Linked DNA regions of Homo sapiens: region 2 is linked to region 1. Evidence: chromatin loops called from intact Hi-C (ENCODE). Cell type or tissue: HCT116. All regions are shown on one strand. Each heading gives the region's core, and the rest is flanking DNA. Links, peaks and the distances in the headings are about the cores only.

Region 1 (7,188 bases), core at 2,030-4,529:
TAGAGTCCCTGGAGGATATTTTGATTAGTCCTTATTTTTTAAGTTCAGACGGACAGCCTCCATCTGAACATAAGCATATGTGCACACACATGCATACCTGTGCACACACAGACAGGTGCGTAGGTCTTATTTCCCATTCTATGTCTTGATGTCAGGGACTCAAGAATTTGTAGTATTTTTCAACTGTACCACATACTTGATTCCACTATTCATCTCTCATTTAGTACCTCAACAATCTCTTCCCAAAATATCGGAATTTCTTTGTGAAAGTCCTCTCCAGAATCCTAGTTTCTTTCTATTACTAAGCTATTCCATGCTACACATAAACCCAAACGTGCCACCCAATTTCCTAAAACATAACTGAAAACCAGTACATGCCCTAAATATACACAACGCGTTGTTGTGTTAGTAGGTAGAAATCTCAGAACATCACTCCCTGGCCATCAAGCAATTCATGAGATTGTTACAAACCGTCGTTTTGAATGCGGTAGCTCCAGGATTTCTCCCTTAGTGCCATAACGTCTGAGATGCCTGGTGAGATGCCCGGTTCTTTTGCTGACACTGGGTGACCTTTTCAAAATATCTACACAAGATTTCAAGGCTCTACCCATTGCATGTTGAGTGTGAGTTGAGATTTTGTCCACTTATCATTTTGTTTAAAATATTGTGTTGAACTTAGGGACCCAAAATTTACATTTTCTCTTTAAACACATTCCTGAGAAGTGATATATGTATATCATATATATATAATATTCAATATTGTATATGTTATATATATGTATATGTATATATACACATGTTACATATACATATATGTGTATATATGTGGATATGTGTATATACACATGTATGTACATATAACATACATATACCATGTACAATATTTAAATACAATATTTAAATAATGGAACAATATATACACAAAGATTTAAATGCAATTTTTAAATTGTATTTAAATATACATGAATATTTAAATGTAATGTTTAAATTGTATTTAAATATATACGAATATTTAAATGCAATATTTAAATACCAAATATTTAATATCATATCTTATTTTATAAACCAAGAAGCGTACTCTTCCTGGAACATATCTACTGAGACCCCCTCCCCGCCATGGGATATAACTGTTTTTGAAGAACTGGGCTTTGAGGCTGGAACAGAGCTAAGGTTGAATCATACCTGCTCCACTTAGTAGCCATGTGAGCCGGGTGTGCTACAGAAACTCTGTTTTCTCTTGCATAAAACAAAAATAATAATAACGCCTGACACAGCGTGTTGTAAAATCAAATAAAATAATGCACTTTTTCCAAACCAATGCACGTTAATAGGAGCCAGAGAGCAGCCGTCCCCAAACTTTTGGCACCTGAGACCGGTTTCATGGAAGACGGTTTTTCCCACAGACCGAGGTGGGGAGGGGTTCCACCTCAGATCATCAGGCATTGGATTCTCCTAAGGAGCAGGCAACCTAGACCCCTCACACGCACAGTTCACAACAGGGTTTGAGCTGCTATGAGAATCTAATGCTGCTGCTGGCCTGACAGGGGGCGGAGCTCAGGTGGTCACGCTCGTCCACCACTCACCTCCTGCCGTGTGGTGCGGTTCCTAATGGCACCACTCTGTGGCTAGAGTGGGGACCCCTGCTATGGAGAATAAGGAAACCAGATACTTGGTTCCCTTTCTTGCAAGAGGAACATATTCGTGCCCATCCCCCTCTACTGACTGAAGCAGAGCCATGGCACCTGCTCCGGCCAACACACTGTGAGCAGTCATTGGTGTGCATGTCACTTCAGGTGAGGCGCTCTAGGAGTCCATGTGTGGTTTACCATGATCTTTTCCTTGTCTCTACCCACATGGAAAAATGCTTTCAGATGGAGCTTCCTTCCACCCAGACCCCTAGGAACTACAACAAGCAGAGCCCTCTTGATGACATATAATGGACATATAACATGATTGAGAAATAAACATATTTTTCAACCACTGAGGTTTTCAATGTGTTTGTTACAGCAGCATAACCTGCCCTATCGTGACTCACTCTCCTTGGCTCCTATTAAGTGTGCAATAAGACCTAGCCACGGGTGACCTTGGAAAAGTTGTTTCACCTCTTTAAGCTTCAGTGCCCTCATGTGTAATTCGGGGATGATGGCAGTCATATCCACCTGCTGGACCATGGTGGGGCTTAAATGCAATAACCCATGTTAAGTACTTAACACAGTAAGGGTTTCATAAATGTTGGTGGCAATTGTAATTACTATTATCATCATTATGATCATTTCCAAGGTAGTCAATAAACACTTTTGGAATTTAGCTGAGCTGGCCGGGCACAGTGGCTCACACCTGTAGTCCCAGCACTTTGGGAGGCCGAGGCAGGCAGATCATGAAGTCAGGAGATGGAGACCATCCTGGCCAACAGGGTGAAACACTGTCTCTACTAAAATACAAAAATTAGTGGGGTGTGGTGGCGGGCGCCTGTACTCCCAGCTACTCGGGAGGCTGAGGCAGGGGAATTGCTTGAACCTGGGAGGCAGAGGTTGCAGTGAGCTGAGATCGTGCCACTGCACTCCAGCCTGGCAACAGAAAAAAAAAAAAGAATTTAGCTGAGCTGGGTTTATCTATTCTCATTAATGGAGGGAGAAACTGACTCCATTTTTTCTGAGAGCCTGAACCCATACATCTCTGGCTTCTATGTCCAGGTCAAAGTCTCTCAACTGCTACACTGACCTAAAGTATCCGTGTCCTCAGGGTTGCTATTTTCACTCCTGCTCCCTCCATAGGAAAGGGTTTAGACCAACAGGGTCAGCTCTCCACTCTCCCAGCCTCTCTGTCCCCTCAGAGGAAAAAGCTGCATAAGCTTCTTGGCAGAACTCTCCACTGTTTCTCTCTCCACCGACAGCTTCTCCGCCCCTTGCATTTTCCTGTTTTCACTTTGCTTCACAACCGCCTGAGATTATCTGATTTTTAAGGGCAGCACTTGGCTCTGGCTGTGCTTTATAGAGCCCAAGGTGTGCTTAGGTGCCCTCGATGGTAGTAATTTGTCACTGTCTAGCTTGGCATGCCCCCTGCTCCATGCAGGCCTCCAGCCACAGGGGAGCCAGGCCCCACACACATGCAGAAATTGCAAAATCACCAGTTGCACATGGGATGGCAGAGAACCAGGGGCTTCACTTTAAGGCCAGGCTGGCTCGCACCAGCCCTGACGCAGCCTGAGACAACTGCCACCCTCTGGCGCCACCTACTGACAGCTTTCCCTCTCCCTCGAAGCCTCTGCACCCGCAATAAAAAAGGGAAGCGTTTGAGCTGACTGCAGCCTCTTCTGTAACTACCACTATGAGAATGGAAGGATAGCATTCAGATGCCTAAGGTAATACAGTAATGCATGCCCCTTGCAGAAGACACAAAAAAGCCCAAAGCAAAATGTCAAGTCCACCCCAAAAAGCCCTTCTTTGAAATAACCGTTGCTGGTATTTTTGGGACCTACCTTTCCAATGTATTTTATGTTATTATTTTATGGACTATACATACATTATAATTACGTGTATTTGTATACACATATAACAGTAGATGAAGACGGTTGTGATTTTATTTTGTTTTCCTAAATTCTGTTTTGTAACCTGATGTGTTCTACAGAGTAAACACTTTCTCATCATATAAATTTTTCTTTAAATCGTGACCTGTGAACATTACTATTACAGGAGCATTTCATAATGTATACAATAAGCATCTTCTGCTGCTTGGTGCCTCACTCGTCAAATTCTCCGGCGAATACCCCTGGATAGGACATTGGCTCCACCTCTTGCATTGTTTCATGGCCATTTATTCCTGGGAACAAAATGCCTGGATCAGTCGACACACGCATTTCATGGCTCTTGGGTCATGTTGCCAAACAGCCTTCCGGGATGCACCGATTTACATTCCTGTGGGCAGGCCTCTCTCGCTGCATCCCTGCCAACAGGAAGCATCATCCTTTTTTACAGATCGCGGCTAACTTGGAGGGTTTAAGATGGCACCTCTTTGCTTTGTCTGGGAGGCAGCATGGTGTGCTGACAGGTGCCAGAGATCTGGGCTCTGGTGAAATCCCAGCATGGCCCCTGACCAGCTGTGGGACCCTGGGCAGGTCACCTAAACTCTCTGGGCCTCAGTTTCTTCATCCATAAAACGGAATGATGAGAGCGCTGATGCCCCACAGGTATCGACGAAGAGTCGGACTCTGTAAAATATTCGAAGCTTATTCTGAGCCAAATATGAATGACCATGACCCGTGACACAGCCCTCAGGGGGTGCTGAGAACCTGTGCCCCAGGTGGTGGGGGCACAGCCTACTTTTATGCATATTAAGGGAGACACGAGACCTCCACCAAATACATGTAAGATTTACATTGGTTCCATCTGCAAGGGTGGGACAACTCAAAGCAGGGGTGGGGCTTCCAGGTCAAATGTAAATTTAAAATTTTCTGATTAGCAGTTGGTTTGTGAAAGGAAAATATCTTGGGCCCCCAAAATCACTAAAGAAAACTCAAGCTAAGAACTGCTGAGGGCAAATCTGCCTCCCATTCTATTCAAAGTCATCCCTCTGCTCACTGAGATAGACACATATCTGATCTGCCTCCACTGGCAAAGCTCATCAGAAACTCAAAAGAATACAACCATTTGTGTCTCACCTACCAGTGACCTGGAAGTCCCCTCCCAGCTTCGAGTCTTCCTGCCTTTGCTTCCAGTTGTCCCACCTTTCCAGACCGAACCAGTGTACTTCCTACATATATTGATTGACGTCTCATGTCTCCCTAAAATGTGTAAAACCAACCTGTGCCCGACCACCTTGGGCACATGTCATCAGGACTTCCTGAGGCTGGGTCATGGGTGTGTGTCTTCAACCTTGGCAAAATAAACTTTCTAAATAGTAACTGAGACCTCCGTCAAATGTTCTAGGTTCACAGGTTGAAAGCATTACTATCAATAGAAATAAATGTCTGGGTTACAATAAGGGGTTGTGGAGAGCAAGGTTTCATGATGCCGATGAGGCCTCCAGGTAGCAGACTTCAGAGAAAATAGACTGTAAATGTTTCTTTTCAGACTTAGGGTCTGCGTTGATGTTAAATGCTAATCAGCTTTTCCTGAGTTCCAAAAGGAAGGAGAGGAAGGCCAGGCGCAGTGGCTCACGCCTGTAATCCCAGCACTTTAGGAGGCTGAGGCAGGAGGATCACTTGAGGTCAGGAGTTCAACACCAGCCTAGCCAACATGGTGAAACCCCATCTCTACTAAAAATACAAAATTTAGCTGGGCATGGTGGTGCACACCTGTAATCCCAGCTACCTGGGAGGCTGAGGCCACATGAATCACTTGAACCCAGGAGGCAGAGGTTGCAGTGAGTCTAGATTGCACCAGCCTGGGTGACAGAGCAAGACTCCATCTCAGAAAAAAAAAGGTAGGATAGGAAAATGAGGCATGACTGACCTGCGCTTTCCATCATGCCCTGAACTAGTTTTTCAGGTTCAATTTGGAATGCCCTTAGGCGAGAGGAAGGGCCCATTCAGAAGGCTGGGGGCCTTAGAATTTTATTTTTGGTTTGCGTAGGTTTGTATGAACCTGAAATAAGGGAATCCGTGAACGGCGCTGAGAACAGTGCCTTGCACACATGAGTATTGGCTACCTCGATCGTCCCATGTTTAACTAACTGTGAACCCTGAAAATTTGAGACAGATCTCAGTTAATTTAGAAAGTTTATTTTGCCAAGGTTGAGGACCCACCCATGCCCCAGCCTCAGGAGGTCCTGATGACACATGCCCAAGGTGGTCGGGGCACAGCTTGGCTTTATACATTTTAGGGACACATGAGATGCCAATCAATACATGTAAGAAGTACATTGGTTCTGTAGAGAAAGGTGGGGACAACTCAAAGCAAGTCCCCTACACTGGGGGCTTCCAGGTGACAGGTAGGTGAGAGACAGATGGTTGCATTCTTTTGAGTTTCTGATAAGTCTTTCCAAAAGAGGCAATCAGAATATACATCTATCTCTGAGCAGAGGGGTGACTTTGAATAGAATGGGAGGCAGGTTTGCCCTGCATGGTCCCAGCTTGAAGAGGCCCAAGGTATTCTCCATTCATACAATGAAAGGTTGGCACGCTTTTTCAATCACCTGTGTATTTGGACAGATTTCATTACCCTGAGTTCACAGTTGCTCTCTTGAAATGAGATTCTTTATTTGTGAGCTGCACTGGCTTCTAGGACATTTACCATTAGGAAGATTTGATCTAAATATTACCCTATGGAGTGGAAGGGACTTTAGGATGCCGACGTAACTTTCAATTGTGTAATTGAAAGTTAGAATTGAGTCTATAATTCAATTTCAGAATTTTAAAAGCTGCTTTTGGTTAAAGACTACTACGACGGATTCCATGATGGAGAGAGTGACGGTGAGATGATGGATGCTGCCAAATGCTAACCGCAGAATCCAGATGGTGGTTCGTCCGTGTTACAGAACAATTCTTTCCCCCTTCTTAGATGTTTCAAAATTGCCATAAAAATTGTTGATGAGAAGAGCTGCTTTCATTGCATTGTTTCATTTATTTACTCTGGCCACGTGGATTTCTCCGTCTTTTTAGCTAGATCTGTCTTCTTTGACTGATTTTCAGATTGTTTTTACAGGGTCTGGCACTCAGCTCTTTTTTTAATATATGTAAATGTGTATCCTCCAGGAAGTGAAACCACTCTCAGGTGGTCGGCCGTCACTTCCCCCTGATAACTTTCCCGTCTGTCTCCAACTCAAACCCCTTCTCTGTCCACACCCATAGTGAAAGCTGGCCACAGACCTCACCCCAATGTGTCTGAGCAGCATCTCACAGTTAACAAGATCAAAGCCAGTGCCATCATTATCCTCACAGCTTCCAAACCTTCAGTCCTCCCACCCCACCCTCAGTTCAGCTGGTCACGAACCGTGTCCCGCCACCTCAGAGCAGGCATGTGGATGCCGCAGCAGCCTGAGGATAAAATAACCCCCATTTCATGTAGACACAGTCGCTTTCCAACCAGGTCTAAACCCTTTCACTACCTGGCCAGCCTCATCTTATCAAGAGAGGCTTAGCGAGATGACTGTCAGGGCATTGTTACATTCCTTTAGCACAGTGGGTTTGCTTTTATTTATTTATTTATTTATTTATTTATTTATTTTATTTTGAGACGGAGACTCGCTCTG
Region 2 (7,188 bases), core at 1,931-4,430, 87 kb before region 1:
AAAAAGGAGACCAGGAGCATCATATTTCACTGAGTAAATTGACAAAAGGTCAAAAAGCTTGATCTTGGCCACTGATGTGCTTGGTCTGAAAGCTAAACTGCCACTTAAATATTCATAGGCAAGCGCGGTAGCTGCAGCCTCCGGTTGCCCTGAGTCCACAGAGGAGCAAGGCTGGGGCCATTTTATGAGAAAAAACAAGCTCCCTCCCGAGCCGGGTTCTGGGCAGGAGAGGACTCTGCTCCTGCAACCAGCCCGCACCCGCTGAGCCTTCGTTGCTGTGTCCTGTATCCCAGAAGAATGTGAGTGATGGTCTTGCACAGGGAGGCGGGTGGCAATAGACCAGGCGGAGATGCAAGTGCACAACGTGAGAAAAAATGCTGAAACTCTCGGCTCTAAACCATGCTCTTGGCATCCTCACCTCACTCAATCTCCCTTCCTCCACCATGCCAACCTCCCTTCCTCCACCATGCCAACCTCCCTTCCTCCACCATGCCAGCCTCCCTCCCTCCACCATGCCAGCACAGGGACTCCCCGTAAATCATCTTCATCCCCCTTTGTGGAAAGACTGAAGATCTGTATATGACAAGGTCAAGAGTGGGCTCACCCAGTGCTATCCAAGAGAAACACCGTGTCAGCCACCTGCATAACTTTACACTGTCTAGTGGTCACCTTAAAAAAAGTGGAAAGTAACAGATAAAACTAATTTTCATATTTTATTTCACTCAATGTATCCGAAATATTACCATTTCAACATGGAATGAATAATTAAAATTATTAATGTCGGCCGGGTGCGGTGGCTTATGCCTGTAATCCCAGCACTCTGGGAGGCCAAGGCAGGTGGATCACGAGGTCAGGAGATCGAGACCATCCTGGCTAACACGGTGAAACCCCATCTCTACTAAAAATACAAAAAATTAGCCAGGCGTGGTGGTGGCGCCTGTAGTCCCAGCTACTCGGAGGCTGAGGCAGGAGAATGGCGTGAACCCGGGAGGCGTATGTTGCAGTGAGCCCAGATCATGCCACTGCACTCCAGCCTGAGCGACAGAGCGAGACTCTGTCTCAAACAAAAAAAAAAAAGTGGAAGTAACAGATAAAACTAATTTTCATATTTTATTTCACTCAATATATCCAAAATATTACCATTTCAACATGGAATGAATTAATAATTAAAATTATTAATGCCGGCCGGGCACGGTGGCTCATGCCCGTAATCCCAGCATTTTGGGAGGCCAAGGTGGGCAGATCATCTGAGGTCAGGAGTTAGATACCAGCCTGGCCAACATAGTGAAACCTCATCTCTACTAAAAAATACAAAAATTAGCCAGGCATGGTGGCATGCACCTGTAATTCCAGCTACTTGGGAGGCCAAGACAGGAGAATTGCTTGAACCCATGAGGAAGAGGTTGCAGTGAGCTGAGATCTTGTCACTGCACTCCAGCCTGGGTGACAGAGCAAGACTCCATCTCAAAAAAAAAAAAAAAGAGTTATTAATACTATTTTACATTCTCTTTTCTTTTCCCGCACAGGGTCACTCTGTCACCATGGCTGGAGTAGTGGCACAATCTCGGCTCATTGCAACCTCCACCTCTTAGGCTCAAGCAGTCCACCTGCCTCAGCCTTCCAAAGTGCTGTGATTACAGGCGTGAGCCACCACGCCCAGCCCATTCTTTTACTACGTCTTCAAAAATCTTAACATGACACATTTCTGTTCAGTCAAGCCACAGTTCCAGAGCTCGATGGCCACAGGTGGCTCCTGTGTCTACGAGACAGGCAGAGGGCCAGGCTAGTGCTGCACCATGCATTCAGGAAGGGAGCAGGAACCTCCTCTCTTCATTCTCTACCCTTCTCTCTGGAATCTCATGGGAATCTCCTCTCGGTGACTGTTCTTATTGCCACGTGAACAACGGACCAAGGAGGATGGAGGTCTCTGAGGAGGGGCAGGATTCTGGTGGGAACCGTATGAGGGGAAACTGGGAGACAGGCATGGCCTGAAATGGGGTCGTGAATATGGAGAAATCTGGACGAAGCTGGAGCCTCAGGGTTGGAAGAGTTGCGGTCTCTGGGCTGGTGAGCACAGACTCCAGCTGCCTTGAACTCTGGGGCCCATGACAGAAACTACTCTCCTGCCCCATGCTGGAGGCTGCAGGAGTGGGGCCACCCTGCCTGCGCCCCCACCCCAGGTTCGGCTCTTTGGTGGGTGAGGTGGGGGCCTTCCCTGGACCCTGTTTCTCTGATTGAGCATTTGACGTAAAGACGCCAGAGCCCCTTGAACCCATGTGCAATTTCACATGGCGGCACGCACCAGGGCTCTGAAGTATCACAGCTGGCGTGTCACGCAGGCCACCTGCATCATGGCCAGGCAGACTTGTATTCAGACACACCACCCACCTGCCCTCTACAAGCCCCATGATGTTGAAAATGACATAATTGGCCCAGCACGATGGCTCACGCCTGTAATCCCAGCACTTTGGGAGGCCAAGGCAGGAGGATCACTTGAGCCCAGGAGTTCAAGACCAGCCTGGCCAACATGGCAAGACCCTGTCTCAAAAAAAGTACATAATATCTCAGATTCTCAATTTTCTTACCTTAAAACCAGAATAACTGCCGCGGTGGACAGCTGCCATTCGCAGTCTGTATTCCAGCAGCCATGCCTCCTCTTGGTGGCAAGGACACCTAGCTTTCCTTGTGGACTAATCTATTGTTCCTCAACTGAGTCCAGGTGATCTGGGTGCCCCTGCTGCTTAGGGTCAGTCATGTGACCACACCTTAGCCAATCGGAGGGTATCATTCTCCTGGGCACAGTGATTGGCTCAGGGCTAGACAGGTGAGCTGAGCTGGTAATTAACTAGTAATTAACTAGCCTCAGCATTGTTGTGGGAGTTATACAAAAAGGCTCCTTTCCATGGCCCTCTAGCCCAGAAGCATGTGAGCCATTGGCTGAGAAGTGCAGAGAGACCAAGAATCTACACACAGTATTTGAGCTCCTAAACCATTACTGGTCATATGACCCCTTTGCACAAACTAAAAAGAGGTGCTGACCGCTGACAACTGTCTAGTGAGGTGAGCAAATCTGCAGTGCTGTGGTGTGTGTAGCAGGCGTTAGCATCTGATGTGGCATAAAGCTTACGTAACTACACGCAATGACCCTATCAGTGCCCAGCCTCTGACAGGTCAGTCTCACTAATAAATTCCCCTCTCTGCTTAAGCACAGTTTGGGTTAGAGTTTTGGTAACTGATGAATCAGAGCTGATGCAATAACTACGGTCAGTGAAGACAAAATGAAGCCACCTAGATAAAAACCCAAGCCTCGCACCTGCAGAGTAGCCCCTTCATGAGTATGCATCTCTGTTCCCGGTCACGACTGTGGAAATGAAGGTTCCAGAACTCTGAAAGTCTGGACTGTGTTCCCTCTTCTCTGCACTATTTCTGTATGTGTCACATGAGCAAGACCCTTAGGAGCTCTGAGTCTCAGCTGTGCAGGACTGAAATCACCTGGGCTTACCTACTTGGAGGGAATGGGGCTGCACTAGGTGCTTCTGCAGGCTGCAGCTGGCCCCACGCCCCAGCAGGGGTCACACGGACTCCATTGCCCTGAGCACTCCCTCCCAGGTGCATTCATTCCCGCTCATCACACAAGACCTGGGGTCTCCAACAAATTCCCTAAATTTCACCCTCAATCCAGCCAGTAGCTGACCCGTCACGCTCTGGGGAGAGGTCAGTCTGGGGCAATTCTCGCCAATGTGAAGGGTGCATGAGGGCTTGCACAGTTCGAGTCTCGCGTCTCCTCCTTGGCCAGGCTTCCTGCTTATGTTTCCTAGGCCAGCCAGTTTCAGCACCAAGCCACCTGGGAAGCTTTTAGGAATCTGGAGGCGGAGCGCGGTGGCTCACGCCTGTAATCCTAGCACTTTTGGAGGTTGAGGCGTGTGGATGACGAGGTCAAGAGATCGAGACCATCCTGGCCAACATGGTGAAACCCCATCTCTACTAAAAATTCAAAAACTAGCTGGGCATGGTGGTGTGTGCCTGTAATCCCAGCTACTTGGGAGGCTGAGACAGGAGAATCACTGGAACCCGGAAGGTGGAGGTTGCAGTGAGCCAAGATCACACCCTTGTACTCCAGCCTGGTGACAGAGCAAGACTCCGTCTCAAAAAAAAAAATCTGGATAGGCTGGGCACAGTAGCTCACACCTGTAATCCCAGCACTTTAAGAGGCCAAGGCAGGAGGATTGCTTGAGCCCAGGAGTTTGAGACCAGCCTGGGCAACATAGCAAGACCCCATCTCTACCCCACAAAGAAAAAATAGCTGGGTGTGGCGGTGCACTCCTATGGTCCCAGCTACCTGGGAAGCTGAGTTGGGAGGACTGCTTGAGCCCAGAAGGTTGGAGCTTCAGTGAGCTATGATCATGCCACTACACTCCAGCCTGGGTGACAGAGTAAGACCCTGTCTAAAAAAAAGAATCTGGATGTCCCAGCTGTTCCATAGGATAATTAACCAGAATCTCTGTGGGTGGGAAAGAAGGCACCTGGATATTTTTAAACCATCCCAGGTGGTTCCCACGTGCGGCCAAGTTTGGCTCTAACACCTTCAACCAGCAGGTTCTGCAGGCAGGAGGGGCCGGCTGGGTTATTTTTGCCAAGTATCAAGAGGATAACAGGGTGGAGGGAGGGCTGGGATGACTGATGGTCAGAGGTCAAGTATCTGCCACCTTCCTCCCCTCCTGCTCCACCCCCTCAGAAGTTGCTGTCAACCATCCTAAAGACAGAGAGGAGACAGCCCTGTCCATGCGCCCTGAGACAGCCTGGGAGGGGGCCAGGCACCTGTTGACAGAATTTCTGGCCTTTCATGGATTCAAATCCACATGTCTGGCCAAAGAATAAAATAGTGATTTCAACTAGGCAAGTTCAGCAGCAGACAGAAAGCTTTTATTTCTTAAAATTGCCTTTTTTTCCACTGAAAACAGGAAGAAACACAACTAAGAGTAAAAATTAGGTTTATAAAAGTACAAAGTGCCAGAAACATAAATAGATGACTCACCAAAAAGACACTAAAATGCCACTCAAAAAATGAAAAGATGTTCAACTTCACCTGTAAGAAGAGAAATGCAAATGAAAACTACACTGAGATACTCTCAAACTGGCAAGTTACCCAGCCTAGCAGCACCGTGACATGGGTGTCCCCAGACGCCTCTGAGTGGGGTAGGAGTCAGAACGGAACTTCCCGCTGGGTACTTTAACGAAGTTTTGGGTTCACTGGCTTCCTGACTGGCAACCCTGCTTCTAGGAATTTACCCTCAAGACAACATAAAAATGGCCTTTAAAGATATGCAAATACATATGCACAGGTTATTCCATACCGGTTTGTTAATAATTGTGAAATACCAGAAACAGCCTAAATGCTCACACATACGAGGCAGGTTGAATAAGCGCTGTCTTCACACAGCGAAGAACTGTGCAGGACCTGAGGAGGGGAGATCTCTGTGAAGCATTGTGGAGCAATTTCCAGGCTATATTGTGGGTTTTTTTTAAAAAATCTATTGTTTTAATTGACAAAAAGAATTGTGTATATATGTATTGTATATCTATAGTAACCCCTAGGCTCAAAAAAATAAAAATAAAAAAGAAGTGTCAACAAATACTGAACCCCACTTGGTAAAGTCTTTTCCCCTAGGATTAAGCAGATAAATATGTATGTTGCCTAAAATAGAATCCAGGTTTCTCAGTCTCAGAGGAGGGAGTTGAAATACAGAAAGAGGAGAGGCTGGAATAAAACATGTGCGGTTAAACTGGATTTGAAGGCATCAAATAGAGATAAGTTGGAAATAGACACAGAAATACACACACACATGCACACACATATGCACGTGCATGCACGCACGCGCATGCACACACACGCACGCACGCACGCACACACACGCACACACATGCATGCACGCACACACGCACACACATGCACGCACACACACGCACGCACACGCATCACACACTCCCCATCCTGGCTCTGTCGACTACAGGACCTGGAGGTCATGACACCTCGGCTGTCATGAGCACTCCTCACACCCAGATCTTGATTTCTAAATATCACTCGCCACCCAGAGAAGCACGGGCTCCTTCAGGAAGGGGCTAACTCTACAGCTATGTCAGAGAAAGTATAGGTTGATCCTACAGCATCTCATTTCATAGAAAGTAAAGAGGGACTCAGAAATGACAGCCACGTGTCCAAAAGACATGGGAACCAGCTTTGAAGGAGCTCCCGCTGACCTTTCAATTTCAGCTTTAAAATAATGGCAATAAATTTAACCTTGGAATAAAATAAGAATCCATCAGTCCATACTGATATAAATGAACATAAATAAAGGGGGGCGGGGCAGGGAAGGCTTTCCTGCCAAGGATGGGCCCATTCACAGAGGCCGGAGGGACAACAGGAAAACTGCCCCTTGTACTAATCAATCAACCGGAACAGCGAGCTGTCTGGACCAGAGCCGCCCTCAGCAGGTGTGAGCAGCATGCTGGAGTCCGACGAGGAACCAGAGTCTCCACTCACTCACCAAACCCTACCACAACTCCTGGCTTCACCAAACCCTACCACAACTCCTGGCTACGTGAAGAGGGGGCCCTGGGAATTTCACAGGAGAGCAATTCAACCATGTGATCAAGTTAACATCCCCAGTAACATGACATCCTGAAATCACGTGTTTCCTGATGCCATGCTCCGAGATGGAGGCAAATTCCTGAAAAAACACAACACCCCAGCTCATGCCTGTAATCCCAGCACTTTGGGAGGCCGAGGTGGGTGGATCACTTGAGCTCAAGAGTTCAAGACCAGCCCGGGCAACATGGTGAAATCCCATCCCTACTAAAAATACAAAATTTAGCCAGGCACAGTGGAGTGCACCTGTAGTCACAGCTACTTGGGAGGCTGAGGCAGGAGAATCACTCGAACCCGGGAGGCAGAGGTTGAATTGAGCTGAGATCGTACCACAGCGAGCCGAGATCACGCCACTGCACTCCAGCCTGGGTGACAGGGCGAGACCCTGCCTCAAAACAAACAAAAACACCCAAATCTAATTGTGAGGAAACATCAGACAAACCCTCCGTGAGGAACCTTCTGTAAAACTACTGTCCTTCACTCTTCAAAAATGGTCCAAGGGAAGAAAGACAAGGAAACATTACAGGTTAAAGGGGATTAAC

The links. Peaks named below come from ENCODE experiments on the same cell type or tissue, not always from the same donor. Only the 100,000 strongest peaks of a DNase experiment are listed, where the experiment ranks them.
Region 2: a loop joins it to region 1, with 2.8 times the contacts of the local background. A loop is called at or near these places in 4 of 110 quality-filtered maps.

Annotation. Positions count from the first base shown.
Region 1 is chr12:130,745,090-130,752,277 of GRCh38, forward strand. No RefSeq gene overlaps it. Among named protein-coding and RNA genes, the nearest start is that of RIMBP2, 32 kb to the left of the region's middle. In HCT116, for the core only: a CTCF peak has its summit at 3,250 (motif pointing left); a DNase peak (open chromatin) is centred at 3,232.
Region 2 is chr12:130,658,508-130,665,695 of GRCh38, forward strand. All of the region lies in intron 1 of RIMBP2 (RIMS binding protein 2), which reads right to left. Among named protein-coding and RNA genes, the nearest start is that of RIMBP2, 54 kb to the right of the region's middle. RefSeq lists an enhancer at 2,287-2,786. In HCT116, for the core only: no CTCF peak of the experiment used is centred there; a DNase peak (open chromatin) is centred at 3,182.